4 separate regions of the Homo sapiens genome follow, and regions 2, 3 and 4 are each linked to region 1. A link is a contact called in ENCODE Hi-C or POLR2A ChIA-PET data. All regions are on one chromosome and are shown on one strand. The core of a region is the stretch at or near the end of the contact, and the rest is flanking DNA. Distances in the headings are between cores, read along the strand shown.

Region 1 (7,542 bases), core at 2,258-4,757:
TTGGCCAGTAGGGGCTTGGGAAGTGGAAAGTGCTGATTGGTGAGGATGGAGATGGAATCACACGGGGGTCGAAGTGAAGTTTTCTCGCTGTCTTCTGTTCCCGAGCGGGGATTGCAGAACTGGTTGAGCCAAATAATTGGTCTGGGTGGTGTCAGCTGATCCATCCAGTGCAGGGGCTGCAAAATACCTCAAGCACTGATCTTAGGTTTTACAATAGTGATGTGATCCCCAGGAACAATTTGGGAAGGTTCAGACTCTTGCAGCCAGAGGCTGCCTGACCCTAAACTGTCATTTCTAATCTTGTAGCTAATTTGTTAGTCCTACAAAGGCAGACAGGTCCCAAGGCACAAAGGTGGTCTTTTCGGGAAAGGATTATTACTAATTTTGTTTCAGAGTCAAACCATAAACTAAATTCCTTCCCAAGGTTGGTTCAGCCTATGCCCAGGAAGGAACCAGGACAGCTTAAAGTTTAGAAGCAAGATGGGGTCAGTTAGGTCTGATTTCTTTCATTGTCATAATTTCCTGTTATAATTTTTGCAAAGGTGGTTTCAATGAGACTCCTTGGCCAGCTTCAGTCAGGGAGCTGATTCACTCTGTGCAGCTGTGGCCCAGGAGTGGGGTTAGGGTCCTGTAACAGATTGTGACCAGGGTTGCCATGTAGCTGGGGAGGAGGCAGAGGTCTCTAACATGGGGGCACTATCTTGTCCTGCAGAGATATCCCAGTGAGTGTGCACTGTAGAGACCCCCGTCCAGACACTCCCCAACCTCCTGAAGGGACAGAGGAGCCTCGCAGATCAGCTGTTTTGAGGCCATCCTCCAAGCAGAAGAGCTGGCATGCTCTTGAGATGTCCCGCTGGGCATGGGGGCTGAGACCCAAACGCCTTCCTGCATGGCCCAAACCTGGCTCCAACCTAGGACCGCCCCCATCCCCACAGCTTCAGGAGCAAAGCCAGTGCCCACAAATCCCAAAAAGGTTTTGCTAGTTTGCACCTGGTGGGGAATGACCATATACGTTGAGCACCTATTCTGTGCCTCTCAATAACCTTCTGAGCGGGATGGTTCTCCCCTTTTAAAAATGACGCTGAGGAACAGGGAAGTTAAGGTCTGTCCAAGATCATGCAGCCTGTAGGGGCCAATGCTAGGAGGACAGCTGAGGTCTGCCTAACCCCGAAGGGCCACACACCCACATCACTGCATCCTGGTCTTCACGCAAAGTAGCCAGGGAGGGGTCTAGGAGCCAGGAAGAAACCTCTTCCACAGCCCTGCCTCACCCAGCTGACCCCCAGAGCAGGCGGCTGCAGTGTCCTGGGCCAGGAGCAGCATTTGTTCCACAATGGAGGAGGCCACTCCCTGCGTGGTCCTGGGGGCACTCATACCTCTCAAAGGCCCCTCATGCTGCCTGCATCCCCAAGTGCTAGCGCAGGCTGACCCCAGGTGGGAGCAGTTCCCTCCTAAGGCTAGTCCTGGGGGCCCAGATCCTGGCCAACCCCTGGAATAAAGGCTGGGGCAGAAGGGGAAGAGGAGGGAGGGGGATTCCACTGCCATGTGGCAGGAACCAGGCACTTCCAACCAGGACCACCTCCTTGCATCAAGGGACCTATCACATGGCATGATGAAAGTAAAACACCTGGCACGCAGGAGGCACTCAACAGGTTCTAGATGTTCCTATAGTCATTGCTGCTGATGCTTGTTAAAAAGCTCTTTACGCTGGGCGCGGTGGCTCATGCCTGTAATCCCAGCACTTTGGGAGGCCAAGGCAGGTGGATCACCTGAGGTCAGGAGTTCGAAACCCCGTCTGTACTAAAAATACAAAAATTAGCCGGGAGTGGTGGCACATGCCTGTAATTCCAGCTACTTGGGAGGCAGAGGCAGGAGAATCACTTGAACCCCGGAGGTGGAGGTCGCAGTGAGCAGAGATCGTGCCACTGCACTCCAGCCTGGGCGACAAGAGTGAAACTCCGTCTCAAAAAAAAAAAAAAGCTCTTCTCTATTTTCTTCTTCAAAAAATTTATATACATATTATTTATTTATTTTTGAGACAGGGTCTGGCTCTGTCTCCCAGGCTAGAGTGAAGTGGCGCGATCTCGACTCACTGCAACCTCCGCCTCCTGGGTTCAAGCCATCCTCCTGTCTCAGCCTCCCGAGTAGCTGGGACCACAGGCACGCGCCACCACGCTCGGCTAATTTTTGTATTTTTAGTAGAGGCGGGGGTTTCCCTATGTTGCTCAGGCTGGTCTTGAACTCCTGGCCTCAAGCAATCTTCCCGCTTCGCGGGGTCAATAACGATCAGTATCGATCTAGCCAGGGCAGGTCCAAGCCGTTTCCTTTAAGGGTTCCCTTCTGAACATCCTTTTCTCATTTAGACTTGGGAGGCAGGACTCAGCACCTGTTTTTTTTTTTCCATAGGCGGAGGTGATGGGCCGGTGAGGCTGGAGAGAAAGAGCCTCGGCCAGAATTCCGAACTCCGAAGCTGACCCAGCTCCCGTCCCTCACACTTCCCGGCTGAGATTTATGGCACAAAACCAGGGATCGTGGATTCTGGCATTGCATTTTGGTGCTTTTTTGCCTGCTTCATAACCAGGCCCTAATACACAGGCGATTTTCAGAGGTTGGAAAATGCGTCCTTCCCTTTCCCTCAGTTTGTGGCTTAGACGGCCACGTCCAAGTTACTTTATCAGGAGAAATCCTTAAGAAACAGTTTCACTGTGAAGTGCTCAAGTTCAAGGCTTCCGGTGGCCCCTCAGGGCCCACGCCGCTAGGAGGGAAGCCTTCAGTCCCAGGCTGGAGACAGGCCGCGTGCTCTGAAAGGGCACAAATGAGGCGACCCTGGGGCTCTGGTCCCAGAAAGTCTCTCCAGCCTGGTTCCCCACCTGTAAGTCGGGAGGGTGCACTCAGCCCTTAAGCAGGAGGCTTTAACTCCTGAAATGCTTAGTGAGAGAAACTAAAACACTTGCAGGGAGGGAAAAATCCCGGCAGAATGGCCCATCCCCCGGGGCCATTTGCCTCTCGGTCCACCCAACCCGTGGAAAAGCCGGACTTCCAGGGCGGCTCCCGGCGGCGGCTAAACTATCGGGTGGCAAGAACGCGGAAATGCGAAGCAGCTGCTGGTGGAGCCCGCAGGCCAGGGTGGGACTGTCGCCCGGGGCGGGGCTAGGAGGGGAGGGGCGGGGCGAGGAGGGGCGGGGCGAGGCGAGGTTGGCCACGGGATTGGGCTAGGTGAGGCCGACCGGGAGGGGGCGAATCTGGGGGCGGGGCGAGATGAGGGTAGTCCGAGGACTGAGCGAGCCCGGGCGGGCCCGTAGGCGAGGCGAGATGAGGCTGGCCAGGGGGCGGGGCGGGCCCGGGCGGGAGGGGCGGGGCGGGGCGGGCCCGGGCGGGAGGGGCGGGGCGGGCCCGGGGGCGGGGTGCGTCCAGGGGAGGGGCGGAGCGAGGCGGGTCCGGGGCCTGGCGGCGCGCGGAGGGGCGGGCCCTGGCCGGGTGGTCCCGGGCGGATCCCGGGAAGGCGGAAGGCTTCGGCAGAGCTGCGCCGCCGAGGCTGAGCGGTCCCTTCTCGCTGCGGCCGCCCAGGTGCCCGCGCCCGTGGCGCTATGGAGGCGGCGCTGCTGGGGCTGTGTAACTGGAGCACGCTGGGCGTGTGCGCCGCGCTGAAGCTGCCGCAGATCTCCGCTGTGCTAGCGGCGCGCAGCGCGCGGGGCCTCAGCCTTCCGAGTTTACTTCTGGAGCTGGCAGGGTAAGGCCCGGGGCGGCCGGGGCTGCCTCCTGCCCCCTCGCAGCTGCTGCCGGCTGGGAGCCCAGGAGAGCCTCGGCTCGAAGTAGGGCGGGGATGATCCCCGCGCGCCGGCGTCGCAGCTGGGCGGCCGAGGGTGAACTAGGGAGCCTAGGGGCTCGGGGTGCTCTTCCCACGGCCACCCGCCACCCGCGTACATTGTTTCTCACCAAGCCCCGCGTGGCACGAATTGATTGCGCACGCCCATTTTACAGATGAGAAAACAGACCCAGCGGAGGCAGCCCTTGGTGCGCTAGTGACAAAACCTGCTGGCCCTGAGCAAGGCCATTTGCACCTCGAGGCTGTCATATTCATTGTCCCTAAACTCACCACGCACCGTCAACCTCGTTCTCGGGCCTCGGTTTCCTCACCTGTGAAATAAGGGGTTGAACTAAGAATGTATGAATCTCTTCTCTTCTCCCGGTGATTGGTGGGGAATCTTTCCTGGTTATTTAATGAGATTCCTTGGGAGAGGGTCTTAAGACAATTGCATTTCTTGTAGAAAGAAGTTTCCTTAGTCATCTGTAAGGAAGTTGGAGAGTCTCTGCAGTTGGGAAGGGGTGACGGAAAGGTCGTTAAATCCTTGATTCTGAGGCAGCTTCTAAGGCTTTCCTATTCAAAGTATTCATCATGCCAGAGCGCCAAACTTTTGGGGTATCATTTTTGAGCCCCAACAATAGGAAAACACATACCTCAACCTAGTGGTCTCGCCCCTTCCCCCTGGCCAGGCCAGGCCTTCCCCTTTGCCCCCCGCCATCACCCAGTGGGGTCTGAAGCCTGGTCCTCCACACAAGCCTTCCTGGTGGGCGGGGTGGGGGGTGCGGCATACAGGATGGGAAGAAGCCAAGGGGTGCGGGGGAGAAAGAGGAGACCTCAGGTGTGGGAGGGTGAGGGGTCCCACTCAGGCTTTGGACCCCGCGCCGGCCCTATGGAGCCCGGCCCTGGGCACAGTCATCCAATAGGGGGCTTTGAGGGGAAATTTTTGGGAAAGGCTTGCAGTGGGAGGGACTGTGACCTCTTCCAGGCTTGTGAGTGACTCTACCCTGCGGGGTGGGGAGGGGGGGGTCCCAGGCTGGATGGCAGGGTTGAGAGGCACCCAGGGGAGGTGGGCAGCATGCGTTTCAGGTTGGTGCCACCACCAGGCTGGGAGCAGAGAGGCTGGAGCGATGAGGTTGTGGCAAAGGACACAGGCTGGAAGTGGCTGTGGTGACTGTTCAGGTGGGAGAGGGGACAAGGGCATGAAAGCCAGGAGTGGGATTTGGCCTCGGCCCCTTGCTAGGTCCCTGAGCTGGGGAAGCTGAAGCTGGACCCATGAAGGAAAAGAAGCCAGGCTGTCTGTAGAGTCTATAGATTCCCTCCTGCCGCCAGCCCCTAGGCCTGCATTTCCACCACTTTTGCAGCATTGCTTGAAAAATGCAAACCCTCAGAGATACGCAGGTGAGGGCTCCTATTAGATCTGCCAGCTGTCACCTCTCCCAGCTCACCTTAGTGAAAGCTAGACCTCTGGCAGTGGAAGGATCTTCCTGGGCATGGGAGCTCAAGGGTTGGGTGGGGCAGCAGCTTGCTGCCATCCCTGCTGGCCTGTCTAAGGGTCTTGCAGTTGATCACGTGCAGGTAAAGGGGGCTCTGTCGGGGCTGGTGCACCAGCTCTGCAGCCTCCAAGCCAGGGCCAGGGCCAGGCACACAGACTTCTGTAAAATGGGCTTGGCTGTGTCAGGACCCATCCTCCTGGCCCTCCTGTCTCCCTGCCTGCCTCCCTCATGCCCTTCCCAGCCTTGCCTGGGAGGCCCACCTGGGGCTGGCCATGCTTGCCAGCTGGGCCCCCGGGCCCCTGACCAGATCAGGCAGCAGCCGGAGTTAGAGCAGAAGGAACCCCAGGGCTGTCGCAGTCAGCCACCTGGAGGGCACGGGCCCTCTTTGGGTCTCCATTTGAGCAAACTAAGAGCCTGGTTTTGAGAGCACTGAGTCAATTGGAGCATGAAGTGTGTCTTAATAATGCCAGAAAAGCCTTTTTAGTGTGGCTTGGTGTGAAGGGCAGGAGCCTCTGCCCAGGGACCTGCCTCTGCCACCCAGGGGCATTCCTTGTAGCTGGAGCCTTCCCCCTCGCAAGTTCCCAACCTTGCTGCTTCTCCTGCCTCCAGGGCTCTGCTGGGCTCTGCCTCCCTGCTCTCTGCAGCCAGGAGCCTCCTGGAGCACAAGATTCATCCAACCTGCCCTGCCTGCAGCCTTCCATGGACTGCGGCCCTCCCACGGTGGACCCTTAGGCTGTAGAGCCTTGGCCTCTGGGTAGGATGCCTTTGGAGCCCACCCCTTGCTCCAGGTCACTTGTCCCCCAGCCTGGGTGGGGGTACGTTTTGTTTAACCCTCTAGTAGGTGTTGAGGGAGAAAACTCCAATGGCTGCATGGAGCAGATGGGAATGGAAACAAATGGGGCTGTGTCAGATGCCCGGCTGGCATGATTTTATTATGATAAGCACTATAGCGATTACTTATTAAAAGAAACTTTAAAGGGACAGGCATGGTGGCTCATGCCTGTAATCCCAGCCCTTTGGGAGGCCGAGGCGGGCAGATAACCTGAGGTCAGGAGTTCAAGACCAGCCTTGCCAACATGGTGAAACCCCATCTCTACTAAAAACACAAAAATTAACCAGTGTAGGCTGGGTGCAGTGGCTCACACCTGTAATCCCAGCACTTTGGGAGGCCCAGGCCGGCGGATCACGAGGTCAGGAGATCAAGACCATCCTGGCTAACACGGTGAAACCCTGTCTCTACTAAAGATACAAAAAATTAGCTGGGCGTGGTGGCTGGCGCCTGTAGTCCCAGCTACTTGGGAGTCTGAGGCAGGAGAATGGCGTGAACCCGGGAGGCGGAGCTTGCAGTGAGCCGAGATCGTGCCACTGCACTCCAGCCTGGGTGACAGAGCAAGACTCCGCCTCAAAAAAAAGAAATTAGCCAGGTGTAGTGGCACACATGTAGTCTCAGCTACTCGGGAGGCTGAGCAGGAGAACCGCTGGAACCCGGGAGGTGGAGGTTGCAGTGACTGAGATCGCGCCACTGCACTCCAGCCTGGGCGACAGAGCAAGACTCCATCTCAAAAAAAAAGAAACATTAAAAACTAAAGGAAAGACACTGTCCCCACCCCACCTCCCCAGGCTGCAGGGATGGGGGGAGTTTGAATCCCAGGGAAAGCAGGGAGTAGACGGCAAAACCTGCAGGGGCAGCAACGGCTGCATCCAGATCAGCCTCGGGAAATCCAGGCTCTTCATCTTGTATGTTCTTGGTGTCTATGGGCCTCCATTTCCCCAAGTGGTCTGTAAGTTGTGGAGGCCAGCATGGATGACCCCTGAAGGTGAGAACGGGCTCTGACATCCCCAGGTTCTCAGGCCTGGCCTGTGGACTGTGGCTGCGTCCCAGGGGTCAGCACACACTTACTTCGATGGTGAAGACCCCCATAGCTTTTGTTCTTCAGCACTCAGTGGCTGGCTGTGGCCCCACAGAGGGGCTGGGGTGCAGCCTCCCCCTCTGCCAGCCCCCCTGGGCTCAATCTCCCAGGGGAACAGAGGGGGCTGCTCAGGAGGCTGGCAGGAGGAGAGTCCCTGCGGCAGGGCAGGGCAGAGGCACCGCTTGTCCCTGAAGCTGGGAGGTGGCTCAGCTGCACAGCACCCGGAGGGCCTGCAGGCAGCTGGGGGTGGGGACCCTGCTGGGCACGGTGGGGGCCCGCACTCGGGGACCAGGCCTGTGGGAGGCCCTCGTGCTCAGGGCAACACTGTGACCTC
Region 2 (7,542 bases), core at 3,621-6,120, 1.6 Mb before region 1:
AGCTATTCGTGAGGCTGAGGCACGAGAATCACTTGAACCTGGGAAGTGGAGGTTGCAGTAAGCCAAGATTGCGCCACTGCGCTCCAGCCTGGGTGACAGTGAGACTCTGTCTCAAAAAAAAAAAAAAGGTAACTAATTTTGGACATGTTATATTTGAAGTGCCAAATGGGCAGCTGAATATGAACTCCAGAGAACAAGTCCAGGTCAGAGATACACGTCTAGTCATTAGCAGAACACTGTCAAATGAAGTGAAACCAGTACAACTCATGTAACAACAAAGAAAAAAAAAAAAGGAAGGGGGGGAACGGAGAGATGCCCATTTCCTTGGCTGATTTTAGGAGTAAATAAAGAGATACAGATTGAGCATCCCTTATCCAAAATGCTTGAGACCAGAAGTGTTTCATTCATCAGAATTTTTTAAATTTTGAAATATTTGCATATACATAATGAGGTATCTTGGGGATGGGACCCAAGTCTAAATATAAAATTCATTTATGTTTCATTTATTCACTTACTTTGAGATGGAGTCTTGCTCTGTCGCCCAGGCTGGAGTGCAGTGGCGCGATCTCGGCTCACTGCAAGCTCCACCTCCCAGGTTCACACCATTCTCCTGCCTCAGCCTCCCGAGTAGCTGGGACTACAGGCGCCTGCTACCACACCTGGCTAATTTTTTGTATTTTTAGTACAGACAGGGTTTCACCATGTTAGCCAGGATGGTCTCGATCTCCTGACCTCGTGATCCACCCAGCTCGGCCTCCCAAAGTGCTGGGATTACAGGCATGAGCCACCGCGCCTGGCCTAAACAATATTTTTAAGTAACTTTTTTTGCATGAAAAAAAGTTTGTGTACAACGAAGCATTCGAAAGCAAAGGTGTCACTGTCTCGGCCACCCACATAAATAATCTGTGGTTGTCTGGCATCACCATCATTCCTGACTGATTTTACATGCTACAATAAGTAATCGTTTTGTTATACCTATTCACACATAAGTACTACACAGTAAAAAATATACCACTAACAGTGAAAAAATCGTGTGTTAGGGGTAATGTGTGCTGTCATGCCAGCATTCAAAAAGTTTCAAATTTTGGAGCATTTCAGATTAGGGATGCTCAACCCATATATGAAAAGCCTTTCATTTCACTTCCGTTACCTCAATGAAGCCCATTCCTGTCCTCCTTTCCTATCAATCTTTTTCAGACTTTCTTCACATTACACTTCCAGCTGTATACACTTATTATCTCACAAATAGAAAATGGTGAAGGATCCAAAAATCAACCACAATTGGCCTTGGAGGAAACCTATATTTAATGTTCTAGGAAATCCTGTGAAAGTCAAAAGGATCTCTCCAGTTTCCCCATCACAATTATCTGCTTAATTCCTCTCCATTCTACTCTTGAAATATGGTTTATCTCTTAGACTAATATAAAGCAGAGTTACATTAAATCTCCCTTGGAGCAGTTAGGGCAGTTAAGCATTTAGGTTTCAAAGGAATGCAGCCAGTAAGCAAAATTAACATCAAAAGAGAAAGCCAGATGTCAAAATACTGAGTAAAATGGTGCTGTCAATAATGAAATCAGCACTGCAATATGGAGAATCCCCATGCCAATAACCTCAAGGTAAATTTGAAAATACATGTTTCAGATACAAACTTTCTCATCCCTCATCTGTGACCTATATTTTTTCCTCCCACCCACTACATCCTCTTTTATTAAAAGTAACACAAAGGGAAAACGATTTTGAAATCAAAGTGAGACTTATACACCCCAGCTGCAACTTCAACAAGATATCATCATGACTAAGCTCATATGACTCATAACTTTCCTAAATTATGCAATTCATAACAGTTCAATTGAAATCATTTTTGGTGACCCATAGAGGACTCTAAAAACCAGGCTTCATTTTATTAGGTATTTTTTGCCTTTCAGAAAAATGTTGTCATATGCCTAATCGATATTGAGTACTGCAATATAGTAGTATTTGTAGGACAATAAACATAAAAAATAAATAATAAAGCATGTTTTTCAACTATGAAACTATTTGCTAGTCTTGACCAACTCAATCTAATGGTAAGGTTAAGTAACAAATTATATTGTAAGCTGTCAAACAAACTGAAAAAAAAAGTCATTCTTCAAAAGAAAAATACCCACAAGGCCTATGTTCATCATTGACAACTGACAGCATCTTCCTGAGACTCATTTTCCTCCTCCTTTATTTGAAAACTAGACTTGATCTCTAAGATTCATTTGGTGATAACACTTGCTATAACGTACTCTAGCACTCTCCTCTATGCTGTTTTAGAAGTGTCCTAAATGAATGTCTATTTCCCTATGCTATAACCATTTGAAGATGGATATCGTCTGATCTTTGTATTTCCAATGCCACGTATAATACTTGTGTGTCCTTCAAATATTTCGTTTAAAAAAAAAAAAAGAGGCCGGGCCTGGTGGCTCAAGCCTTTAATCCCAGCACTTTGGGAGGCCGAGGTGTGCTGATCACCTGAGGTCAGGAGTTCGAGACCAGCCTGAATAACATGGAGAAACCCCATCTCTACTAAAAATACAAAAAATTAGCCGGACGTGGTGGCACATGCCTGTAATCCCAGCTACTTGGGAGGCTGAGGCAGGAGAATTGCTTGAACCCGGGAGGCGGAGGTTGTGGTGAGCTGAGATGACGCCATTGCACTCCAGCCTGGGCAACAAGAGCAAAACACTGCCTCAAAAAAAAAAAAAAAGAAAGAAAAAGAAAAGAAAAGAAAAAAGAAAAGTCTATGCATTCTTCTGGCACAGGTGGTCTGCATTTTGCAAATAAAAAACAAACACATGGGCCAGGAGCGGTGGTTCATGCCTGTAATCCCAGCACTTAGGGAGGCCCAGGTGGGCGGATCACGAGGTCAAGAGTTCTAGACCAGCCTGGCCAACATGGTGAAACCCCGTCTCTACTAGGAATACAAAAATTAGCTGGGCGTGGTGGCACATGCCTGTAATCCCAGCTACTCAGGAGGCTAAGGCAGGTGAACTGCTTGAACCCCGGGAGGCGGAGGTTGCAGTGAGCTGAGATCGCGCCACTGCACTCCAGCCTGGGCAACAGAGCAAGACTCTGTCTTGGAAAAAAAAAATGGTCTAAAAAACCTTACGATCTGCAAATGTTATGAATTGATCTAGAAAGTAATGTTTCTCTTTAAACTGTATGCTTCCTTGGGACTCATGCTTATTTTTACCTACGAACAACAGATTAATAACATAAGTGAAACAGTTGTGTCAGGGTGGTGCAAATATAATTTTAATATCTCAAAATACATATTTATTCTTTTTACTAACATTTATCCTTAAAATGAAGACCCTTACCCTATCCCTCCATCCTAACCACAATCCTACCTCAAAATGTCCTTCAATTTGTACTGACTTACCACTTCTCAGCACTTCCTAACAAGATCCCTTGCCTTTCATTAGTCACTTGTAATCCATTTCAATCGGAAAGAATCATAAGACAGCTGTTCAAGTGATAACACTCTCAACACCTTTAGTATCCATACCAATCCATTACAATTTCTGTCCACTAAATATAAAGAAAAAAAATACTACACATGGTATCATGGTGAAATTTGGGAACCAGTACAACCATGCAAGCCTACAATTTCACACACTGGGAAAACATTATTTCACACTTTATTACTAATTAAAGTATCTTACACGTCAATTTTTGAAAGATAAAAGGATTTTAAAATACACTAAAAGTTCACGCAAACTTACTTCCACCAAAGTTCAGATCCCTTAATGCATCTCCATCCTTAAAATCCAATCTCTCTGGAAAATCTAATGAAATAGGAACCCTCTACTTTCTAGCCTCTAAATTCATCAAACTCGTCACTCTTGATAATTTCTTTGTTTAAAAGTGCAAGGAAAGCATTCATAGTGGCAGCATCACGAGTTGGCTTACCAGGTTTCCGCCTCCCCCCATCTCCCAAGCACCTCCAATAAGCTACAATTGAAATAACCAAGAACGTGCTTAGGATGTTCGCAAAAACACAACTCTTAAGACTCCAACTCCAGTCTCCGCCTCCCAACGAGATTACTGCATAAGTACCTCCTACAGCAGAAATTCTAGTTCCCTCCTTCGAGGACCAGGAAGAATTCTGGAGCTTTGGGCCCTTCCTTTCTGGCTCTGGTAGGAACACACAACACTAGATTTGTTCCCTACTAAGGCAAGAACCCTGACCACATCTCCCTCTCCAAACAAGATCCAGCCACCCTACTCCTTACCGCTTTCCCAACACCCTCCCCGAACACAAAGCTAGGGAGCAAACCCCTCTCAGGCGCTCAGTCACTACATGGAGCCCGTCCAGTAGCCCTTTCCCACTCAGAGACAGGCCCATCTCCTTTATTCTTTCCCCAAACTCCGAGAGCCACACCCCCTTCTACACTGAAAACTTAGGGACGCGCCACCATCGCCAATACCCCGCCCCCAAACACCTGATAGACCCAGCTCCCCTGCTCTTCCCTCAAACGAGCGCTCCAGGCGCCGGCCTAAGCCAACTCCCCTGGGTCTTTACCGAGTCTCTGGTGGGGGCCGAAGCCCGGGTCATCCGGAGGTCGCGGCGCCAGCACGAAAGGAACCACGCTGGTCAGGAATAGGAGAGACTGCCTCATGTTCCCGGCCCCGCTACCGACTCCACCTCTCTGGGCAGCCTTCGCCTGACGGGGTTTCGGAAAACTGCTCACATCGGGGGAGGACGGGATCCGCCCGGCCTAGCCCCTCAATCCTCTTTTCCCTCCCGCGCCGCCTACTGGGAAGATTCTACCGCCAGGCTCGACGCCCCCAGAAGTGCAGGTGGCGTTACCAAAGGCCGGCTCAGCCAGCTTCCGGCCGCCGCTGTCCCCCGCACCACCCACAGCCGGAAGCCGGCTGCCGCGCGGCATCCCGGGAGGCTCCGCTTGCCCCGCCCCACGCCGGTGCGCCGCGGGCCTCTGGTCCGCTGCCGTGTTCGGCCCCGCCCGTCACGTCTAGCTGGGGCTCGCCCGGCGCCTTCCTGGACGCAGACGTATGAGTCCCAACTCCACCCAGTCCGGCCTGGCCTCTGTCCCCGGGTGACCGCGGAATGGGGGGGCGGGAGCTAGCGAGCAGGCCCTCAAGCGCGTCTGGCCGCCTCCTTTGTCTTGATGCCCACGTCTGGTTAGGACCCCTGCTGTCCATTTTATTAAAGGAGCTGTAGAAAGCGGCCTGGGGCCCAGCGACCTGCCCAGGGCGGACGAGGAGGCGCGACTGGCCCGATGCCGCAGGCTCTCTGCCCAGTGTGCTCAGGTGGGAGGGCGGGGACATGAATCGAGCCACAGAGTGCCCTGGGCACGGACCCCCCGCCCCCCCCGGCCCCGGGCCCCGAGCCCCGAGCCCCGAGCCCGGCCACCGAAGCCCGTGCCACTCGCCAGCTCCTGCGAGACGAGCCTTTCGAGCGCAGCTCAGGCATTTGGTTCAGGGTCCTACTGCCGGAGTCGTCTGAGGCCTCCATCCGTCTGTCGTCACGAAAAAGGTTTTGGGGGGACTAATAAGCACTTCCTGAATGCACATTTGCTCCACGCCCCTGCTGTAGGGAGAGGGTCTGCAGACACTTCAACAAATAGAATCCTAGGACCTTACCTGTGAGTACAAGAGCTGGAATCTTCCCACCAACTTCTTAAAATTCAATCCTATACTTGGTCCATTTAGCTTAGACTGGAAATTTCCCAAGGCAGTTTGTTTTGCAATCTTTTGCATGATTTTAGCTCTGTATAGTTTAGTGAATGTTTATGGTACTGAATAAAACAGTCTAAAAACGTTGGGTACATGTTGCTGTTTTATTTAGTTCAACCAAAGTTTATAAAAGTAGGACATAATACGTTTTCCACTTAAGAGTGAGACAGCCTTTATTATGAAACGGTAAATTGTTAGGAATACTAGTCCTATTCAAGTTTCAAGGCTTATTCCTAATAAAATACTCAAACTGTGGTTAAAATTTATGTTAATGGTGGTTTGCCGCAGTAAAATATCAGCGTCTTTTTCAACAATACATTGTTGGCTAAAATTAACCGGACCTGGTCTGTACATCTGAAGTATAAAATATCTTTATTAAACATACCCATTAGTGGCATACCTAGTCAAAAAGTAAGCAGAATTTCACATGCAAATTGTATACAATCTGTAAAAATTGTATTCCATAAGAATGTGACAGTTGAGTACGGTTTTTGGGGGGCTTTTTTGGTGTACCATAATAATGTCATCTGGTTTCTTTTCTGAACATCCAGTCACCATAATGTCCGGCTTGTAACTTTAGTAGATCGTAGATTGTATTATTTTGGTATCCCCAACAGCTCTTGTACAGTGCCTTGCTCATAGAAGGTACTTAGCTGTTTAGTAAATGCCGTTTAAAAAAAAAATCCCGATCCATTTTCTTTTCTTTTTTTTGGGGGGGGGTGGTGGGGGAAAGAGTTTCGCTCTTATTGCCCAGGCTGGAGTGCAATGGCGTGATCTTGGCCCACTACAACCGACTGAACACCTCCTAGGTTTAAGCGATTCTCCTGTCTCAGCCTCCCAAGTAACTGGGATTACAGGCGCCCGCCACCACGCCCAGCTAATTTTTGTATTTTTAGTAGAGATGGCATTTCACCACGTTGGCCAGGCTGGTCTCAAACTCCTGACCTTAGGTGATCCACCCGCCTCGGCCTCCCAAAGTGCCAGGATTATAAGCGTGAGCCACCGCGCCTGGCCTGAATAACCAGAAGTCCTAGATTTCCAGGGACATTCCAAATTTCAAGTAATCTTTTCAATTCACAAATCAGGACCCAAATTATTCCAATTTGCAGTTCATCTTTCATTTATCAATTGTGCATACTTTTAAGATAAAAGAGCACCACGTGGGGGAGATAAAGAGCCAAAGGAATATGGTAAGAGGGGCACTGGATAGATTAATTAGTTTATCTTTTTTTTTTTTTTTTTTTTTTTTTGAGACGGAGTCTTGCTCTGTTGCCAGGCTGGAGTGCAGTGGCATGATCTTGGCTCACTGCAGCTTCTGCCTCCCAGGTTCAAGGGATTCTCCTGCCTCAGCCTCCCAAGTAGGTGGGACTACAGTTGTGCGCCACCATGCCCAGCTAATTTTTGTATTTTCAGTAGAGACAGGGTTTCACCATGTTGGCCAGACTGGTCTGGATCTCCTGACCTCGTGATCTGCCCGCCTTGGCCTCCAAAGTGCTGGGATTACAGGCATGAGCCACCGCGCCCGGCTCTTTTATCTTTTGAGACGGTCTGGCTCTGCAGCCAAGGATGGAGTACCGTGACACAATCACAGCTCACTGCAGTCTCGACCTCCTGGGCTCAAGCAATCCTCCAGCCTCACCCTCCTCAGTAGCTGGGACCACAGGCATGCACCACCACACCTGGCTAATCTTTACATTTTTTTTATAGAAGTGGAGTCTCGCTATGTTCCTCAGGCTGATCTCAAACTCCTGGCCTCCCAGAGTGCTGGGATTACAGGTATGAGCCACTGCACTCAGCACCAAAATAATTTTTTAAAAC
Region 3 (7,542 bases), core at 5,043-7,542, 1.1 Mb before region 1:
GAGGCGAGAAAATTGCTTGAGTCCAGGCAGTGGAGGTTGCAGTGAACTGAGATGATGCCATTGCATTCCAGCTTGGGTAACAGAGCAAGACTCCGTCTCAAAAAAAAAAAAAAAAAGACATGCAGATTCACAGACCCCAGGAAGACCTGCTCAGTCAGCAGCCAGTGGGTAGGCCCGGCAATCCGTGTTTTAACGCGCCTTCTGGGCTCATGCTGGAGAACCACTGGCCTGGACAAAGGCCTAAGCGTCTTCCTAGGCTTATTTCAATTCACTGGGCACCCACCGCATAGGAGGGGCTTGTGCCAAGAGCTGGAGAATGCAAAGGCGGACGAGGTATGAAGCTGGTACCAAAAGGGCACCTCTGTTTCCTGGGTGGCTACCTCCTAGCTGTCCTTAACACCCAGCTCAAATGATGTCTTCTTTGGGCACTGTCCCAGACCAGCCCTCCCACCAGTTCCTCAGACACGAGTAATCGGGTCCCACCTCTTCCCCCGACGCCTGTGCCAGCACGGCTCTTGGTATATAGGATGTACCATTGTTTGTGAGTCAGTTTCCTGCTGAACAGTAGGGATGGGAAGGGCCGAGGGTGGCTCCTGTTCCTCCACGGTCCCACAGCCCTGAGCACCAAGGGGTCCCATTCCCCAACATAGACTGTACTAGCCCAGCCTCTGCAAGGCCCCTGCCAAGTGCCCATGTCCTCAAAGAAGCTTTCAGGGCCCACTACACCCATAGCCCCATTCTGGGGCTTTCCTTTGGCAAAAGTTGCAGATTGGGCCATGTGGCCCCCCTACTCTGAGCCTAAAAGCCTAAGCCAACCTGGTTCTCCCTCTTGGGAGGTTTGAAGACGTATCACACAGTGAGGTTGTAGCGCAGCCTGGAGACACAGAAAGAAGGCCGAGTGCAGCCACTGAGGCAGCCAGAACCACGTGGCAGGAGGTGTGTCCAGTGTGGGGAGGGGTATGGCAGCCACAGCAGGAACAAACTGCACTGGCCTCCTCACCCTCCCTGGAGTGATGGGACTGAGCACCCCCTTTTGTGCCTGGTGGGAGCTGCCCACAGCCCCCGACTCTGGGCCAGCTTACAAGGACTCAGCACGTGCTCTTAGCAGCCTCTTTTCCAGGGGCAGGCAGCTGGGACAAAGCAGCACTGGACCCGAGCTGGAGGGATGGATCCCGGGCCCTCCACTCACTGGCCGACAATGACGGGCAAGTGGCTTCACCTCTCGTCCCTCAGTGACTTCATCTATAAATGGGGCTGAAATCAGGGAATCAAAAGGCATGAAGAGCTAGCCCCTAGCATGACACTTGGCCTACTTTTGGTATTTAATAAACGTCTTCTGACCTGGTCCTCCTTCGTACCTCAACCACATCAGACACAGCGTCATGATGATTTTTCCCCTGAGCAAAGTGGCTTTGTGTGAAGTTGCTAGGCCTGAGTTTCCCCATCTAAAATACGCAGGTTGACCTGGATGATCTGTGCCTCAGCTACACCTACAGACCTCTCTGCTCACCATCATGAGTGCCCCTAGCAAAGGGAGACAGGGGCCCTGGGGTGTTGGGAGGAATGGACACTCAATTTCCAGTCAGGCATTGAACAGGTCAGTGGATTAGTGGGTCTGTGATTCATTCATCCATCCATTTTGTCAACCATTTGTTAGATCATTTGTCAACCAGCCAGCCAGCCCAGTGGCTGGTCAGCTCACAGCATATTCTGGTCCTTGTACTGCTTCCAGCCCAGTAAACTCAACCAAAGAGAAAGAGAACAGAAGAATGAGAATAAACAAACTCCAACTGCCCACAACAACACACTGAGTGAAAGAAGCCAGACCCCAAACTGAACATACTGTATGATTTTCTTTGTATTATAAAAGTGTCACACACACACAAAAAGTGTCAGTACATCCAAAACCAACCGAAAGTGTCAGAAGCCATGATAAGGATTATCCTATGCAGGGGATCAGGGAAACGGTAAGTAGTGACTGGACGGCAGCTCATGGGGCTTTTGGGATTCTGGTAATATTCTGTTTCTAAATCTGGGTGCTGGTGACACAGTGTTTGCCTAGCGAAAATTCATTGAATTGTACATTTAAGTTTTTACACTTTCCTGTATCTACGCTATGCTATAGTTCAATAAAAATTTACCCAAAAAAATAATAAAAGAAAGAAAAGAAAAGCAAGAAAAAGCAAGGAAATGCACAGAGCAGTTAACTCAGCAATTCCAGTTCTAAGAGCTGCTTATCCTGTAGTTATCCTTCCAGGTGGGCAAATGATGGAGGGGCATGATGTTCCTGGAAAACTGGAAACCTAAAAGTCTTGGTTATTCAACCAGAATGTTAAATAAACAACACATCCATATGATGGAATATTACTTAACCATTACAAAGTATGATCGTTATGTACCAATTGCAATAAGCCCTTAGACTGAAAAGTCAGTAAGTGAGCCCAGGAGGTATACAGCACTACCCTCTGTAGCAGCAAGCGTGCATAGCCACAGGCTCTCTCTGGAACGACACAGGAGAAAGTGGTGGCATTCTGGCCTGCAGGCTCACGCTCTCCCCTTAGGGGATGTTATCTGTGGCCACATCCAGTCTGCCTGCCAGACCATGCTCTTCCCGAGGGTCTACGGAGCCTGGTGCCAGTAGTCTTAGTTCAGTCTCCAAGTGAATGATTCGCAATAGTCTGTAGCTTACAAATTGCCATCCCTCTGACTGCGGGCAGGGCCAGATTCAGGGGTTTGGCGACGACCACAGACTGTCTGTCCATCTGGAAGATGGGCTAGATGTGCGCAGAACAGGGGCTCATGGCTGAAGAGGGCACAGTTCCCACATGCGCCTGCTGTCCAAGGAGCAGAAACAGACCCTGGGGCAAGAGAAGCCAGAGTGCCAGTTCAGGGAGAGCTGCTGCCGCCTTCTGTCCTGCAGGAAAGAAGACTTGGCAAGGTCACACCGGCAAAACAAGGATTTGTATGCAGGTCTGACTCCAAAGCCCGGGCATGCTGCCTTCTGCAGAGGCCAATCAGGGAGGGCTTCACTGGGGAGTCATATGCAGTCTTTTTTTCTTTTTTTTTTTCTTTTTTGAGACGGAGTTTCACTCTTGTAGCCCAGGCTGGAGTGCAATGGCATGACCTCGGCTCACTGCAACCTCTGCTTCCTGGGTTCAAGCGATTCTCCTGCCTCAGCCTCCCGAGTAGCTAGGATTACTGGCTGATTTTTTGTATTTTTAGTAGAGACGGGGTTTCACCATGCTGGCCAGGCTGGCCTCAAACTCCTGACCTCAGGTGATCTGTCTGCCTCGGCCTCTTGAAGTGCTGGGATTACAGGCGTGAGCCACCGCGCCCGGCGGTCTCATGCAGTTTTGCAAAGTCAAAGCAGACGAGGGTTGGCATGTTCCACGCAGAAGGAATGCTGTCTAGAAACAGAAGAGAGTGGCGTGACCTTGAGAGTACAGGGTTCTGTATTGGGTCAGTGGGGGCAGGAAGGCAGCAGGGAAAGCAATTTGGGAAACTGGTCAGAAATGATGCAGGAAGTGCTGGCTGGAGCCTGGCTACAAAGACTCATGGGTTCCTGGCCATGGAGCCTGAAGTCAGTCCTATAACTGTTTGGATTCCAACTGACGGCTTGAATACAGGTTCAGCTCCACCTCTGCTTCCAGAAGATCATTCTGGCAGTGAGGTGAGGGCAGATTGTAGGGCGTCTGGCTGGAGGGAGGGAGACCTGTTGGGAGGCAGTGGCAACAATTCAGGTGAGCAGGTGGTGGCCAGGACAAGGGCTGGCGTGGGTGACATAAGAGTTTGAGAGGAACTGAGAAGGAAGAAGGGCATGTAATTGGCGGAAGACAGCAACTGTGCGAAAGGGAGGAGGTAAAGGTGACGCTCAGGTTTCTAGATCAAGGAACAGGGTCTCCAGTTGTACCCTTCACGGAGGTGAGAAATCCAGATTTGGCTGGAATCCGAGTTCAGTTTTTTGTTTGTTTTTTTGAGACTGAGTCTCTGACGCCCAGGCTGGAGTGCAGTGGTGCGATCTCGGCTCACTGCAATCTCTGCCTCCTGGGTTCAAGCGATTCTCCTGCCTTAGTCTCCTGAGTAGCTGGGATTACAGGCGCCTGCCACCGTGCCAGGCTAATTTTTGTATTTTTAGAAGAGACGGGGTTTCATCATGTTGGCCGGGCTGGTCTTCAACTCCTGACCTCAGGTGATCCGCCCGCCTCGGCCTCCCAAAGTGCTGGGATTACAGGCGTGAGCCACCGCGCCCGGCCCTGAGTTCAGTTTTTTTAAGGACACAATTAGAGGTGCTCACGGGATGTTCAAGCAGGGAGGCTGGTGGATACCTTCGATTCGCTCGTTCACCTACGTGGACTTATTAAACAGCCAGGCTCCCTGGCCTTGGGAGAGTCCTTCTGGTGGGGAGACAGATGATAAATAACTGAAGTAATGGAAAAGGGGCAGTTCAAGAAAAGTGTTGTGGAGGAAGAAAACAAGAAAGCCCGCCAGAAGGGGACTGGAGGTCGGCCCCGAGGGTGTGTCCGCTAGAGGGGGCCTCTCCAGGTGGACTGCGGGTGAGAGTAAAGGGGGCATGTGGGGGAAAAGCATTCTAGGGAACAGCAAGTGCGAGGACCTGGAGACGGCAGAGGGGCTGGTGGGACAGGCGCCCAAGAGGAGGCCCAGGCTGTCCCTCCGGGGCGTGGGGAGAGGCATGGGGCTGGGTCCCTGCAGGAGCTCACAAGCCACAGTGGGGAGCAGAAGCGTTACGCTGAGTACAGTGGGAGCCACTGAAAGGGTTAAAGACCCCTGGGGGTGCTGAGTGGGAAGAGGCTCTGGGAGCTGGAGTGGACGCAGGGAGACCAGTTATAAGGCGAATGCAGGAGTCCAGGCAAAAGAGAATATTCCAGTGTGTATCTTAAGACTTAACTTTTTACACACAGAACACCCTGCGCCCCTCTCAGAGCCTCCGGGGTCTTCATGCGAGCAGTTTATCACGGTTCTTTCGTCTTAAACCCTCTTACTATTTCAGCAAACACCCTCTCCTCAGCCTGGTCAACCCCTCTGCCCAACCCGAGTGGGCCCCGAAGGAACAAGTGGGGACCAGAGTCCTGCTCATGTGAGTGGTGGGGCCCAGCCCGTTCCCCTAAGACCAGAATTCTCTCGCTCAGAGCAAAGCCCCGGGGTGCCGGGATTCTCTCTCTGCTCCCGCTCCCTGGATGGAGCTTTTAAAAAAGGAGGATTCCTCACTGCGGCCTCTGCCCCTTGCACTGAGCGCCAACCCGCATCACAGCTCAGCAAAGGCGCGCGCAGTGAACAGACGGAGGAGGGGTGGCTCCTCGCTGAGCTGAAGGCTGCGGCGACGAAAATAAACAGCATGGTTCCTGCTCTCCACGAACCTGGCGCTGCAGACGTGGGCAAACCACACCAAGAGACGCGAGCAACCGAAATATAGGGAGAAAAAAAAAGGTGCCCTGGACAGCGGGCTAGATGTCTCCTGCAGGCTCGAGGACTTCCCGGAGGGGGCGGCGTTTTCTCGGGGCCTGGGAAGAATGGGCGGGTTTCAGCGGGCGCCTTCTGGGTGACTGCCCGTTTCGGCTTCCCCTGACCCCGTAACAGAGCGGAAGAGGCCCAGAGACGCCAGAGGAGGGGCGTCAGCGGGACACTCAGGCCAATAAGCTCTGACTCCCGCTGTCTGCAAAAATGACCGGATGCAGGAATGTCACCTAGAACCGGCCAGCTTTCCGACCTCTCCGGTCAAGGACGCATTCCTAAGAGACGAAGGGAGAATGACAGAAGTTAAAAACAACCAAACAAAAGCCAGGTTGAGGCCTCTAGGTGGGTCTCCGCTACCGATGGATTCAGCCGGTGGGGCTGCAGGAGGTTCCTATAAGCGTGGTCCCCTCTCCCCGCACCGAGTCCGGCCCCGGCCCTGGGATTTCCCCAGCCGCCGCCCCGCCCCCTCCGCCCCGCCGCCCCCGCCGCCCCGCCGCCCCCTCCGCCCCCGCCGCCCCCTCCGCCCCCGCCGCCCCCTCCGCCCCGCTTGCCCCTGGCGCCGCTGCGACCTTTCCCTTACTTTCCAGGGCCTCAGGCCCCGCCCCTCGCTCCGACCAAAACACGTGCCGCGTCCCGCCCTGCCCGATCACGCCGCGGCCAGGCTCCGATCACGCGGCCCCCCGCGGCGCTCATTGGCCGGCCGGGCACGAATTGGCTGGTGGTGGCCGGCCCCGCCCCGGCAGGGGCGCGGTGTATTTTGGTTCGCCTCCGCGCCCCGCCCCGCCAGCCGCTCCCTCCGCGGCCGCCCCGCCCCTCCCGCGCCGCGAGGGCCGCGCCGGGGCAGAGCCGCGCGGGCGGGCGAGGCGCGTGCCGGCCGCAGGAGCTCCGGGTTGCCGCCGCCGCCGCCGCCCGCAGCCCACGTGCGGCCGCTGCTGCGCCCGAGCTCACGCCCCGCGGCCGCTTTGTTGCTCCCGGCCGGCCTGCACGATGCACACGCCGGACTTCGCAGGCCCAGACGACGCGCGCGCAGTGAGTGGTGGGGCTGCCGCGGCGGGACTACTCGTCTGAGCGAGGGGCGAGGCGGGGGAAGTGGTGCGGCACTCGCGCGCCTGTAAATGCGGGAGGTGGGGCGTGCAGGGCTTCGCTGCGGCCGCGCCGGTAGGGGCCTGGGCGGGCTCCGGAGCCGGGCGGGGCGGCGGCCGCGACGGGCGCGCCCGGGTCGGCGGGGGCGAGGAGGGGGCGTGTTCCCCGCGCAGCTTTGTCTTGCGCTTCCTGGGCGGCCCCGCCCCGCTGGCCCCGCGGCTATTTCCAGCCATGACGTCACCCCGGTCCTGTGAGCCGGACGGCCGTTGGGCGGGGGAGCGGCTGGCGGGAACGCGGCACGCGGCCTTGGGGGCGGGGCAAGAGCTGCTGGCGGGAACGCGGCACGGTTTTGGGGGCGGGGCACGCGGCCGTCGGGCGGGTTAAGAGCGGCTAGCGGTAGTGCCGCTCGGGCCTGGGGGCGGGCAAGGTCTAGGGGCCGGGGCAACGACGGGAGGCGGGAGCGCCGCACTGCCTTGGAGGCGGGGCAACGCTTGGAGGCGGGAACGCGGCACGCGAGCGTTGGGGGCCCTAAGCGTCGCGACCTGGGGGCTTCGGGGAGGTAGCCGTGGACGTGGGCAGAGCGCGGGCCTCGTGGTGTGCGGGCACTGTGGGCCGGGCGAGCCCCTTCCCGCCCGTGTGGTGAGTCGGCCTCGGCGCCCGGTTCTGTGACATCACAGGGGGTTTAGTGGCGCAGCCTGCGGGACAGAGGCCGGGGATTTGAGGTGGCCTCGTCTTGTTTGATCTCGGGGAACCTCGGCAGACGGAAAGCTTTGATGCTTTGGTGCATGGCAGATAGAGAGGAAACGTGTATCTTCGTACATTTAAAGTTTCCTTTCCTTTTTTTTTTTTTTGATAGGGAGTCTCGCTCTATCGCCCAGGCCGGAGTGCAGTGGGCGCGCGATCTCGGCCCACTGTAACCTCCCTGGGAGGGAGGGGTATTACTCTTCTCAGAGTAATATCACCCTCTCGCCCCCGGCTTAGTTTTCT
Region 4 (7,542 bases), core at 3,766-6,265, 1.0 Mb before region 1:
CACCACAATCAGCTACTTTTTTATTTTTCACAGAGACAAGGTCTATGTTGCCTAGGCTGGTGTTGAACTTCTGGGCTCAAGCCATCCTCCCACCTCAGCCTCCCAAAGTGCTAGGATTACAGGTGTGAGCCACCATGCCGGCCAGTTGTCATTTTAAAGTGCTAATATTTGCAACATGATGGAGATTACATCTCCTGTAACTATTTATGACTAAAAGTTTAAATGTCAGTTTAATTCTTATTTATTTTAGTTTTAGAGACAGGGGTCTTGCTGTGTTGCCCAGGCTGGTTTCAAATACCTGGTCTCAAGCAATTCTCCTTCCTCAGCCTCTGGAGTAGCTGGGAGTATAAGGGTGTGCCACTGTGCCTGGCTAAATGTCTATTTTAAATGTGTGTAAAGTGGCACATAACTGTTCAACATCATTTTAGAGGTTATCTGAGCACGAAGAAAATCATTAATCCCAAAGGCTCTGCACTGTGCTGGCTGCCTCATCCTCACCATCTCCTGAAAATGGCCTCTCAGTGGCTGAAGCTCTCCAATGCGAATGTTCTAGACACAAATGATGTGGTGACACTCACATCAGCATCAAACAGCTCCATCTGGTTGTCCACCCTGCTTCCTGCTTAACCATTTCCTGCTGACTTCTGAGTGAGTGACACATAAACTAACTACAAAGTTGAACTGGGCTGCTCCTGAGACTTGTGGTTGTGGTGCTGCTGTGCTGTGCTACATTAAGAATGTTGGGCTGGGCGCAAGGGCTCATGCCTGTCATCCCAGCACTTTGGGAGGCCGAGGTAGAAGGATAGCTTGAGCCCAGGAGTTTGAGCCCAGCCTGGGCAATATCGTGAGACCTCATCTATATATATATATATATAAATATACGTAATTGGCAGTTCATATTAAAACAAAGTTTTTGAGAGTCTGGAATTCTGGAGTTAGTCAGACCTGGGTTCAAATCCTAGCTATATTATCACGTATGAAGTCTTCTTGCCAATAACTTTTAGCCTTAGGCTAATAACGATCCCCCGCCGGACTTTTTTTTTTTTTTTTGAGACGGAATTTCATTCTTGTTGCCCAGGTTGGAGTGCAATGGTGTGATCTCGGCTCACTGAAACCTCTGCCTCCTGGGTTCAAATGATTCTCCTGCCTCAGCCTCCCAAGTAGCGGGAACCCAAGTAGCGGGAATTACAGGCGCCTGCTGCCACGTCTGGCTAATTTTTGTATTTTTAGTAGAGATGGGGTTTCCCTATATTGACCAGGCTGCTCTCAAACTCCTGACCTCAGGTGATCTGCCTGCCTCACCCTCCCAAAGTGCTGGGATTACAGGCGTGAACCTCCAAGCAGGGCCTAATAAAGCCTTTTGACCTAACTTCCAGTGTAGAGTACAGGGGTCAGGAAAACAAGTTCATTGACACTGTGAATAAACAATTAGGCAAATGTAGAATGTGGGACATTCTACAAGAAAACTGGCCTGTACTTCAAAGTCAATGTCGTGGGGAAAAGAAGTGGAGGAGCTTTACTAAGAGTCTAAAGCAACATAATAAACGCAATGCATGTGATTAATTAGATACTGCACAAAAAAATAAATCCAAAAAACTATGAGACATTTTTGAAACAATTGGAAAAACAGGAATATGGACTGGATATTAGGTTATATTAGAGAATTATTGTTAGTTTTCCTAGGGATAAATGTGGTATTGTGGTGATATTAACAGAGTGTCCTAATTTTTAGGAGCTGAAACGTTTAGGGGTGATGGGTTATGATATCTATCACTCACTTTCAAATGATCCATAAAAAAGCATAAGCCTCATACACCCACAGAGGGGGTGTCTGCCACATTTGCCATGAAGCAAATATGGCAAAATGGAAACAGCTGTTGAATCCTAGCTGGTGGGTGAACACTAGGAATCCTTCCATTATTCTGTATGTTGAAAACATTCATAGTAAAAAGCTAGGCTAAAAACGTTCTGCTGTGCAGTTGTGCTGTGCGACCTTGGGCAGTTTCCTTGCCTCCCAGGCCTTCATTTCATCACCTATGAAAAGGGTTAAAAATACCAACCCCGGTGGGGCGGTGGCTCACGCCTGTAATCTGAGCATTTTGGGAGGCCAAGGCGGGTGGATGGCTTGAGCCCAGGGGTTCAAGACCAGCCCGGGTAACATACCGAGAACCCATCTCTACAAAAAATTAAAAAATTAGCCTGGCGTAGTGGTGCCTGCCTTGAGTCCCAGCTACTCGGGAGGCTGAGGTGGGAGGATCGCTTGAGCTCGGATAGTTGAGGCTGCAGTGAGCTATCATGGAGCCACCAGACTGGGCAACAGAGCAAGACCCTGTCTCAAAACAAAAAACAAAAAACTCAAACAGCCTCACATGATCCAGGCGCCCAGAGGCTGTGGGTGCTGCAGCCTTAATTATTATTATGACCACCTTCGGCACGGCGTCTGGTACACAGTGAGTGCTGAGCTCCCCGAGCCGCGGTTTCTCCACCCTAATGGTGAACAGCCTTTTGGAAGTCGCGCTAACCTTGGCCTGAGACCTGCAAACTTGCCCAGGCTGGGGCGTGTGAACCGGCGAGCGCGCAGCGGAAACGGGGCGGGGCACCTGAGGCTGGGAATGCAGAGGAGCCTTCCGGGGGGCGGGGCGGGGCCTCCCGTGCAGACCAATGGTGGAGTAGATGCAGATGTCAAAACGCGCGCTCAAGTGGCTTCCGCCAGGAATCCCGACGCTTAGGGAGGCGGAGGGAGGATCGCTTGAGACCAGCCTGGGCAAACAAGCGAGACCCTCGTCTGTTTACTTAAATAAAACCAAAAAAACGAGCACCGAGGGAAAAAGGAGTGAATCCCGGGGCTAGCAGCAGCCTGCGGCGGGCGCTCTCCCGGGAGTGGCTGCACCGCCCGACCTCCCCGGAGGCGGAACCGCCCGCATTGCCGCGTGGCCCTGGGCGCCGCCACCTCCTCCGCAGCGGGGCAAAGTTGCCGGACCTGGGGGCAGGAGGGCCACGCCGAGATGACTCAGGTTTAGCGCGGGAGGGGAGGATGGCGACTTCACCCGGCCTTTAACAACACGTACGCATCTTTCGGCGTCTTCTACAATGGCTATGTTAATTACGTGGCCAGGAACTAAACTATCAATGAAGCCACCTCTGACTACTTCAGTTACAGTGAGTTTAACAGGAGCAAAAAAGCACGTGGCGCCCTAGGGCAACCGAAACGAGGGTTTTAGACGCTGATTATGGGAAATTGAAATCTGAGTTGAGTATGAGATGACACCAATAAATTATAATTTTGTTAGATAATAGCTTTATCAGCCATAAAGTAATCAATAAAAATACCAGTTTCCTGGAGATGGATGCTTTAGTGTGTTTGGGGTGAAAATGGCGATGAATGGCGAGTTGCTTTAAACAAATCATGGTACACCAAAGTTTTAGTTGTGGCTTTGTGTAAGGAATGTGATGGGCACTTATTCCTGCAACACGAGAATACTATGATTTACAAGTCCGTAGTACTTTTAAGAAATGAGAGAAACAGACCTAGGTGGGGAGGGTACCTGTCCCACCCCACCCTCTTTAAAGTATCTTATCTAGAAAAGGCTTTGTGAAAAAAAAAGTCCCGGGTCTCTCTCAATAACAGCCCTGAGCGCAGCTGTTGAAGCTTTCTCAGGTTAATGATTTCTTTCTTGGATCTTAAAGTTTCTTTCTCTTCCTTTATTTTTGGCATTTTGCCCGTTGCAGGGCCTGGCAAATCAGAAAGCCACATAGAAAATTAAATGAAAGCTATTGCTAAGTTCCAGTCTCTACACCAGTGGAGTTTTCAAACTCCTCTTCAGCATATTTGACGCCCAATGAGTAGTACATTAATTCCTAGTCCTAAAATCATTCTGTGAACTTTCTCCCAGGAATTTTTGCTCAGTTTGCAATTAAAACAACTTTTTTTCTTCTCTTTTTAATGGCAGAGGCGGGGTCTCACTATGTTGCCCAGGATGGTCTCCAGCTCCTGGCCTCAAACAATCCTCCTGCCTTGGCCTCCCAAAGTGCTGGGATTACAGGCGTGAGCCACCGCGCCCAGCCACAGTTTGCAATTCTTAAGGCAAGGGTGACAATAGGGGTCAGGGGTCTGACAGGAGACAGGATTTCTGTGGAAAACTGCACCAAGGGCCTTCTCGCCATGTCCCGTAGTTTGAAGGTTTACAAAGGACTGCACATTTTACATGAGTCATCTCAACGAACGCTCTCCTCACCGCATTAACAGTCCACGCGGTTACGAGTCCCATTTTACTCACGGGGACACCGAATCTGTAAGAAGCCTGGTCGCTTGTCCCAGCAAAACGAGCCACGGGGCTCAGCGGCCCTAACTTTTAGGCTGTAGGGTCCTCGCCGACCACCCCGCCAAAATGTCAGGCCTCGGGGCCCTTGCACCCCCACCGCAGGGACACGGATCGAAAGGGTCGCAGCAACGCCTCCCCCGCACCCAGGAGCGTTTTCCAGGCCTTTGCACCAACCTCGTTGGCTAAGCCCCCTGCCCGGCGGCGGCCCGGCTGGGAGGAGGTGCTTTCGGGAGGCGGGGCCGCGGCCCGGGGATCCTCTCGCGCCCGCGGGCTCCAATCGCTGCTCCTCACGCAATCCTAAACGGTTCCCGGGCGAACCGGGGCCCGCGCGCGCCAAGGCCGCCGAGACCCTCAGGGGCTGCGGCCCTGGTCCCGCGGGACCTGTGGGGGCCTGGGCGGCGGCGCCCCCGACCCAGCCAGCGGACGGGCCGGGGGGGGAACCGGGAGGTCCCGGGGGGCGTCCACGGGGGTGTCCCCGGGGGTCTCCGGAAGGCGCCGGCGGAGGCTCCCGCGCTGCGCTTGAAAATCGCGCGCGGCCCCGCGGCCAGCCTGGGTAGGGGCAAGGCGCAGCCAATGGGAAGGGTCGGAGGCATGGCACAGCCAATGGGAAGGGCCGGGGCACCAAAGCCAATGGGAAGGGCCGGGAGCGCGCGGCGCGGGAGATTTAAAGGCTGCTGGAGTGAGGGGTCGCCCGTGCACCCTGTCCCAGCCGTCCTGTCCTGGCTGCTCGCTCTGCTTCGCTGCGCCTCCACTATGCTCTCCCTCCGTGTCCCGCTCGCGCCCATCACGGACCCGCAGCAGCTGCAGCTCTCGCCGCTGAAGGGGCTCAGCTTGGTCGACAAGGAGAACACGGTGAGCCCGCGGGGAGGGCGCTGCGGGCAGGGGAGGGAGGCAGGGAAAGCGAAGCCGCTCCTCACTCACACGCGTCTCCCCGCAGCCGCCGGCCCTGAGCGGGACCCGCGTCCTGGCCAGCAAGACCGCGAGGAGGATCTTCCAGGAGCCCACGGAGCCGGTGAGTGGCGGGCGTGGGGCAGAGGGGCCAGGGACGGCCTTGGGCGTCTTGGCGCCAAAGCCGCATTGTTTCCTCAGCTGTTCACACTCCCGCCCCGGCTCCTTTCCCGCCTAGGCGGCCCCTCCCCAGGGCTGCCTCCCGCGCCCCTCGGCCCATTTCCCGGTTCGGGCGTGCGCTCCTCTGCTGCGACCCACGGAGTGCGACGGGACAGCCACGTTTTCACATCGGGCCCCGTGAAATTGCCGCCAATGGAAAGGACTTGGTCCAGAAAAACGTTAGTTTCATATGGTTCGCCCGGTACTTAAATGTTTTATTTTCTCCCCCAACAGAAAACTAAAGCAGCTGCCCCCGGCGTGGAGGATGAGCCGCTGCTGAGAGAAAACCCCCGCCGCTTTGTCATCTTCCCCATCGAGTACCATGATATCTGGCAGATGTATAAGAAGGCAGAGGCTTCCTTTTGGACCGCCGAGGAGGTAATCGGAGGACCCCAGAAGACCCCTGCAGGGGTGACCGTCACGCCTCAGACATAAATGCACTTGGAGGTTCCCGTTGGCAAGGGGGGCTAACTGTGGGGCATAGTAAGTGGTGCCAGCATACTTAAAGTTTGAGTGCTCAGTGTGAGTCCTGTAGGCTTTACTCTCTTCCTTTTATGCTAAAATTGTGACTTCCGAACCTCAGGTGGACCTCTCCAAGGACATTCAGCACTGGGAATCCCTGAAACCCGAGGAGAGATATTTTATATCCCATGTTCTGGCTTTCTTTGCAGCAAGCGATGGCATAGTAAATGAAAACTTGGTGAGTTTCCAAAACATCTTTCATTCATTTGACGTTGACGATCTGAGGTCGAACTAGTTCGCTTTCCTCGTCTTGTATGTTTTTCCATGCTGAGTGCATCTGTGTGTGTAAGCTGGGTTTTATATTACATGGCATTTCCTGTTTTGTAACACTTTGCAGTTCTTTCTTATGGTATTTTCCCGACTCTAGAGAAGCTGAGACAATATTAAGTGGTAGCAATGTGATGACTCTTTGTGGCCACCACATCTGCCCCCTCTTTTTTTTTTTTTTTTTGAGACAGAGTCTCACTCTGGCCCAGGCTGGAGTGCAGTGGTGTGATCTTGGCTCACTGCAACCTCCGCCTCCTGGGTTCAAGCGATTCCCCAACCTCAGCCTCATGAGTACCTGGGATTACAGACGTGCGCCACCATGCCTAGCTAATATCTGTATTTTTAGTAGAGACAGGGTTTTACCATGTTGGCCAGGCTGGTCTCGAACTGCTGACCTCAGGTGATCCACCCACCTTGGCCTCCCAAAGTGTTGGGATTACAGGCGTGAGCCACCACGCCCGGCTCTGCTCCCTCCTTTTTGTGGCTTTGCTGTTTTAATAATAATTTGGTTGTATCTCTTATTGCGAATGGATCTTTCTTGACATAAATTAATTAGGAAATCGAGCGCTCACAAATCCTATTTTATATGTATCTATTTCCTGATATGTAAGTTGAGCATATGACATAAAATATCAAAGAATTGTGACAAATTGGATGAAATATATATAGAAATAAACCTTATAATGGTACAAAGAGTGCGATGCTGCCAGTATCCGTTGACAGTTGCTGCTGTTGGTTTTTTCTCAAGCTTAACTTTGATGTGTTTTGCCACTAGGTGGAGCGATTTAGCCAAGAAGTTCAGATTACAGAAGCCCGCTGTTTCTATGGCTTCCAAATTGCCATGGAAAACATACATTCTGAAATGTATAGTCTTCTTATTGACACTTACATAAAAGATCCCAAAGAAAGGTGAGTATTCAAGTGGTATGCCAAGATTTTTAGGACTCACTAATTGTTGATTTATTACACATTTTTAGTTCACCTAGGGATAAAAATGACTCCAGAATGACTAAGACAGTCATAGGCATTCCCAGCACCCGTGGTCATGTCTGCTCTTAGCAAGGGGCCTAAATGCACTTTATTATTCACTTAGAGTTGTGAAGGTACTCCTTTTAAAGTTGGATGTCTACCAATGTAAAACCTTCTTTTGAAAAAATTCCTAGATGTTGGGTAAGACAAACTAAAACCTATGTCTGACCATCTTTGCTCATTTGGTAAAGTTGTTGAGAAGCTAGAATGTGGGGCTGCAGTGGGATGGACGGGGAGGACTTGCCTCCTAAGAAGCCTGCAGTATAGTATAGGCAAATAAGACTTAGTAGGAGTT

Evidence for each region. A loop is a pair of places that touch in the nucleus more often than their neighbours do. ChIA-PET counts read pairs that join two places held with the same protein, here RNA polymerase II (POLR2A). Pooled maps may share reads with other maps.
Region 2: a loop to region 1 is called in a pooled map, with 15 times the contacts of the local background. The contact joins the promoter of ADAM17 here to the promoter of SLC66A3 in region 1. A Hi-C loop is called at or near these places in 7 of 50 pooled maps. POLR2A ChIA-PET finds 5 or more read pairs at or near these places in 2 of 52 experiments (GM10248 and activated T-cell).
Region 3: a loop to region 1 is called in a map of B cell, with 8 times the contacts of the local background. The contact joins the promoter of KLF11 here to the promoter of SLC66A3 in region 1. A Hi-C loop is called at or near these places in 2 of 168 maps with a recorded cell type or tissue (B cell and CD8-positive, alpha-beta T cell) and 6 of 50 pooled maps. POLR2A ChIA-PET finds 5 or more read pairs at or near these places in 1 of 52 experiments (activated B cell).
Region 4: a loop to region 1 is called in a pooled map, with 22 times the contacts of the local background. The contact joins the promoter of RRM2 here to the promoter of SLC66A3 in region 1. A Hi-C loop is called at or near these places in 2 of 37 single-sample maps with no recorded cell type and 12 of 50 pooled maps.

The regions. Positions count from the first base shown.
Region 1 is chr2:11,151,960-11,159,501 of GRCh38, forward strand. SLC66A3 (solute carrier family 66 member 3) reads left to right here and starts at 3,508. Exons shown (of 7, transcript NM_152391.5): 1 at 3,508-3,730. The coding sequence starts at 3,588. It also overlaps a transcript of CIMIP5 not described here. RefSeq lists an enhancer at 339-839 and silencers at 3,095-3,574, 3,685-3,924, 6,585-6,833.
Region 2 is chr2:9,550,960-9,558,501 of GRCh38, forward strand. ADAM17 (ADAM metallopeptidase domain 17) reads right to left here and starts at 4,871. Exons shown (of 19, transcript NM_003183.6): 1 at 4,550-4,871. The coding sequence starts at 4,646. RefSeq lists silencers at 3,881-4,175, 4,790-5,079, 5,310-5,529, 5,501-5,795.
Region 3 is chr2:10,037,258-10,044,799 of GRCh38, forward strand. It overlaps KLF11 (KLF transcription factor 11), which reads left to right and starts at 6,293. Exons shown (of 4, transcript NM_003597.5): 1 at 6,293-6,501. The coding sequence starts at 6,460. It overlaps KLF11-DT (KLF11 divergent transcript), which reads right to left and starts at 6,144. Exons shown (of 3, transcript NR_135558.1): 1 at 6,053-6,144; 2 at 5,376-5,747; 3 at 4,296-4,394. LOC112268412 (a long non-coding RNA gene) reads left to right here. Exons shown (of 2, transcript XR_002959369.2): 2 at 1,121-1,347. RefSeq lists a promoter at 5,551-6,450 and silencers at 6,137-6,366, 6,657-6,706, 6,827-6,876, 6,917-6,986.
Region 4 is chr2:10,117,724-10,125,265 of GRCh38, forward strand. RRM2 (ribonucleotide reductase regulatory subunit M2) reads left to right here and starts at 5,016. Exons shown (of 10, transcript NM_001034.4): 1 at 5,016-5,174; 2 at 5,260-5,334; 3 at 5,664-5,807; 4 at 6,013-6,129; 5 at 6,994-7,127. The coding sequence starts at 5,076. RefSeq lists enhancers at 1,803-2,746, 2,747-3,689, 3,738-4,293, 4,051-4,120, 4,141-4,250 and silencers at 4,471-5,070, 4,477-4,977.